Linked DNA regions of Homo sapiens: region 2 is linked to region 1. A link is a loop called in an ENCODE intact Hi-C map of the cell type or tissue named here. Cell type or tissue: ascending aorta. All regions are shown on one strand.

Region 1 (2,500 bases):
GGGGAACCAGGGAGGTCAGTAGCACGTGGTTCAGTCCAAATCTAAAGGCCTCAGAACCCAGGAAGCTGATGGTGTAACTCTCAGTCTGAAGACAAAGGTAACGAGAATCCAGGGAGTTGTTGGTGCAAGTCCCAGAGTCCGAAGGGCAGAAGCCCTGGACTTTTGATGTCTAAGGGCAGGAGAAGAAGGGCATCCCAGCTCCAGGAGAGAAAGTGAATTCACCTTTCCTCTGTCACTTTCTTCTGCCCAGGCAGAAGATGGGTGTAATTTGATGACACCCATCTACATTGAGGGTGGATCTTCTCTCAATCCACCGACTCGCACGCCAATCACCTCTGGAAGCACTCTCACAGACACACCCAGAAATAATGTTTTACTGGTCATCTAGGCAGCCCTCAAGCCAGCCAAGATGGCACCTAAAATTCACCACCACACTCTCTAAGATGATGATTTTGCTATTCAAAATAATTTTTGTTTATCTCTCAGCTAGTTGAGTTTGCATATCAGAGATTTGTGGGTTGTAAGAAATAGAACTGCAGACCTCAAGGACAAATTTTCTTACAATTTGAATAGTCATAGCCAGCCTTTTAGAATCTCTATGCCAATAGGGACCCCAAATGGATTAGTTTCATAACCTAAATTCCCTGAGTTACTTACTTTTTATCTTCTTTCAGCTGTATTACTTGATTAAAGTACATGAAATTCTAATACCCAGATACAGGTGGCTTCATCACCTGATTGGATTCGACTAATCTATTCACTGCTTGAATCTGTTATTAGTTCATTTACATATTCATCTCTGACAGAGCCAAATCAGAGATATGTGGATGGCATTTCATCCTACGTGATAGACATGCCCCTTGTCCTGCTTTGCTGTCGCAGATCAACATAAGAGCAAGCCTGTTTTTTAGTGAGCCTTTGAAAGTGACTGCTATCACAACTTTCTGTCTTAGGAACACTGTCTTTGTAGCAACACTCCAGGTTTACCCATTCTTGGCTCCTGGCCATGTCTGGTAGAATTGGAGACTCAACCAAGTTTGTGCTACCCTCTAGTGGCAGTTTTGTGTAAATCAGAGACGTTTAGTTACAAGTGAATTTTTACAGATCACTAACTGGAAAAAATATCCAAGTTGATGAAGTCTATGTACATGGAATTTATCTTTAAAACACACTTACTTAAAAAATACATATACTACAAAAATGTCTTTACGTACCTATAAAATTCTAGCGATGGCAAGGGCAATTTGGAGTCATATCAGCCAATTACTTGAAAGGAAGACTGTATGCTCGGGTAGCTGGTATGAATGTCACAGTTATAAACTTAAGTGCTCAAGACTCATAATTAAATTTCTGACTCCTAGTTCTGTTTCACTGATACATCACTCTGATAATTAAATCAATTCCACATATCAAATTTCTGTTTTGATCATCAAAATTCAAAGATGACCACCAAAGCTTTGAAACAAATAGTGTTCTAGAATTTTTACATCAATTTGTTGACTAATATACAGTATTTTTAGTAGCATAGAAAGATATCCAATGTTTTAACATGAGGTAAAAAACATTACTGGTAGTAAAAGAATGAGAATGACAAATAGAACACAATCAGAACTTTCTATTGTTGACAAAAATGCAGTTATTTATTAATAACTTTAAACAGAAGATCAAAATAACAGAAGTTTGGGGTTTTGTTTTCCTTTTAGGCATTTTGTGCGCTCCTTAATTAAGAAAGGAATACCTCCAGGATCTGATTTACCTTCCGTCAGTGAAACTGATGAAACTGCAACACATAGCCAGACAGACTTGAGTCAAATAACAAAAGCTACATCTCAGGTGACTATGTTACTCTTACTGTTGGCCCAACTCTTAATGAGACAAGATTTTTTTCCTTACATTGTGAAACATACTATACATACAAAAGAATGTATAACATGGATCTGAACAGTATAAAGAATAGTGTTAAAATAAATCTCTTATGTATCTATCACCTAGGTTAGAAAATAGTCATCTGCTATAGAAGTCCCCTGTGTGTTTCTTCTTGGTTGTATTTTCTGTCGGCCACTCAGATTTTGGTATTAAACAACTTCATATTTTTCTCATTTTGCCAATTATAATGTAACATCTTGTTTGTGAGATTCCTCCCTTTTGTTTCATGTCCTGTTCATTTCACTAACCAATGGTATTTATTGTATAAAATTATGCTACAAATGGTTTTTAGTCTATCACAGTGTTAGTGGCTGTATTAGTTGCTTCTTGTTTCTATTGTAAGAAATATTCTTTCTCACTATTCTTGCTTTTTGTTTCTTACTATTGTAAGCAACGGTACCATGATTTTTCTCAAATGTCCCTTGAAACAGGTACAAGAGTTTCTTTAGTTTCAGGGTTCATAACCCTTTACGTGCTATGGCTCCCCTTAACAATTTTTTAAAACTCTAACAGGTTGAAAACAACTCATCTTTTTCTCCATATTAATTAACTGAGAATTATTGATAAGGAACAT
Region 2 (2,500 bases), 770 kb before region 1:
CACACAGTCTACCTTCATATAATATTATACCTCTTCATATATAGGATAATAATCTTACAATATTATACATCCACGTCTCCCCACACAGACTTTGTATCATTGCTTTTACACATTGTACATTTACATGATATAAAACCCACAATATATTTCTTTTTTTTTTTTTTCCTTTGGGGACTCCAATACATTTATATTAGGCCATGTGAAGTTGTCCACAACCTCACTGAGGCTCTTTTCAAAATTTTCAGTCTTCTTCGTTTTTCATGTTGGAGAGTTTCTATTGCTATTCTATACTTTGACTTTATTGATTTTTTTCTTAGGCGGTGTCTAATCTTCTATTTATTAAGTGAATTTTCTATATTAGACATTGAAATTTTGATTTCCAGAAGTTTGATTGCATGTTTTCAAGGTTTCTACTTAACATGTTTCATCTTCACTCTTGAATCTATGGAATACAGTTTTAATGTTTCTCATATTTATATGGAAAGGTGTGTCTATATGGTGCTTATTAAAAGTGCCAGTTATATAACTTTGCTTCCAGCCAAGATAGAGTAACAGACAATGGATTTACTCTTCCCTGCAAAAACTACAATAACAGGCAAAATATACAAAATGACAGTTTGTAAGATATTAGACCTAATGCAAAAAAAGTGATCCGTGAGAGATGGAGAAGCCACTAATACTCTTCCATGTAAATATAAGATGCTCTTTCTAACCTGCTTTAATTTTGTGCATAATATATAACACTATAACTTTACACATATACGTTCTGTGTGTGTGTGTGGGAGGGTGTGTGTGTACTTGTCACCCTCTGTAAGAATTTAAGGTCTGCAAGATCAGAGTTACTTTATTTACCATATCATCGTTACCTAGATCAGATGTGGCACACAAATATTTGCTGAAAAAATGATCCCACAAACTATTATTTTTAAACCAATGAACAATAATTCCTTTAATGTGTCAAAATTTAACCATTTTTCTATTTCTAATCATTTTGACTGTTTACAGTTGTTTACTATTAAACTATTAAAGTCTAAGATTAACAACTTCAAGGGAAATCTGTGTATCCTCATTTCCTTAAAAAAGAACTAAAAATGGAAATGTTTGGTTAAATCATATGTAAACTTTGAAGGTTTTCAAAACGTTCTATGAAACTGCTCTATATTAAGTTGAACCTATTTAAACTATATTCAGTAGTGTGTGAGAGTATCTTTTTGGGGGAAAAATCCCCCCCCCAAAAATCAAAATCTATTTTTTCTATAATTAACCTTCCTCAGGAAGTGTTTGAAAGAATCAGAGATAAAGCAATCACCTTCTACCTTTAATAATATGAATGCCTGCTAAGCCATTGAGAGCACAAACTAGCTGTCGATGTGCTTCTTCACATTCAGTTCCACATTTCTTCTGCAAAGATGTCAGCAGCTCTTCCATTGTCATGGTGCTAAAAGAAAAGGTAGACTGTTCAAAACTAGAAAGAAAATCCCAAGTGTGACTTCAGTGGGAGTGTTATATCTCACATGATCAAGAGTGTATGAGACTCGCAGTTTTTGTGGTATCTCTAGCATTTTTTTTCGCCTCAATTTTTACCATTATTTTTTCCCACATAAGTACCTTTATTTGATCACATCCTTCTTTAAGTTTTTCCCATTTCAGTAAAGGGAGAATGAAACTAGAAAAATCTTCCTCAAGTACAAAGTACAGCATGACATATTTGAAACATTACAGGTATTAACATGTAAGACTGACTCTGAATCCCAGCACTGCAACTTAATTAGAAAACCTCTTTGAGCCTGAATATTTTTTTAATCAGTAAAAAATGAAGATCCTCTAAGGTTAAATGCCATTCCTTCAAAAGGCTGTCTAACCTTAACCATTCATATATAAATTGTTTTCGGACTCTAACTGTACACAGCAATTTGTTCATATATCTTTTGAAATTTACTATGTTCACTTCATATTTTAGAAATCTATAATTTTCATCATTTCCCTTATTTGTCTATAACCTGCTTAAAAGCAAAGACAAAACTGAATCCTCTTTCTATCTCTTATAGCCAAAGGCCAGTTCCTGAGTTGCAGTCTGATTCACAAAAACTTTCTGGGACAATAGAGTATTATGAACACAAATTTCTTAATGTTCTCAGAATGAATAATCAGAGAGATAGAAAATATTTAACGGTAATCTAACTCCCTGATGTGGGAACTATGAAATAAAATAAGAGCAAAAGCCTTTCATATCTGGAGTACAGCCAAAACCCTAAATAACAAAATAATTTTAAAAAAAACCTCAACAATAATCCTAATTTTAAAAGAAGTGTTCAAGGCCAGGTGTGGTGGTTCATGCCTGTCATCCCAACAGTTTGAGAGGGTGAGACAGGAGGACTGCTTGGGGCCAGGTGTTCAGGATCAGCTCAGGCAACATAGCGAGGCCCTGTCTCTACAAAAACATAAAACAGGCCGGGCGTGGTGGCTCACGCCTGTAATCCCAGCACGAGGCTGAGAGGGG

What was found. Peaks named below come from ENCODE experiments on the same cell type or tissue, not always from the same donor. Only the 100,000 strongest peaks of a DNase experiment are listed, where the experiment ranks them.
Region 2: a loop joins it to region 1, with 16 times the contacts of the local background. A loop is called at or near these places in 62 of 110 quality-filtered maps.

Annotation. Positions count from the first base shown.
Region 1 is chr6:146,699,238-146,701,737 of GRCh38, forward strand. It overlaps ADGB (androglobin), which reads left to right. Exons shown (of 36, transcript NM_024694.4): 13 at 1,704-1,833. Among named protein-coding and RNA genes, the nearest start is that of ADGB, 100 kb to the left of the region's middle. In ascending aorta, a CTCF peak has its summit at 1,056 (motif pointing left); a DNase peak (open chromatin) is centred at 964.
Region 2 is chr6:145,931,741-145,934,240 of GRCh38, forward strand. SHPRH (SNF2 histone linker PHD RING helicase) reads right to left here. Exons shown (of 30, transcript NM_001042683.3): 14 at 1,317-1,438. Among named protein-coding and RNA genes, the nearest start is that of SHPRH, 31 kb to the right of the region's middle. In ascending aorta, no CTCF peak of the experiment used is centred here; no DNase peak of the experiment used is centred here.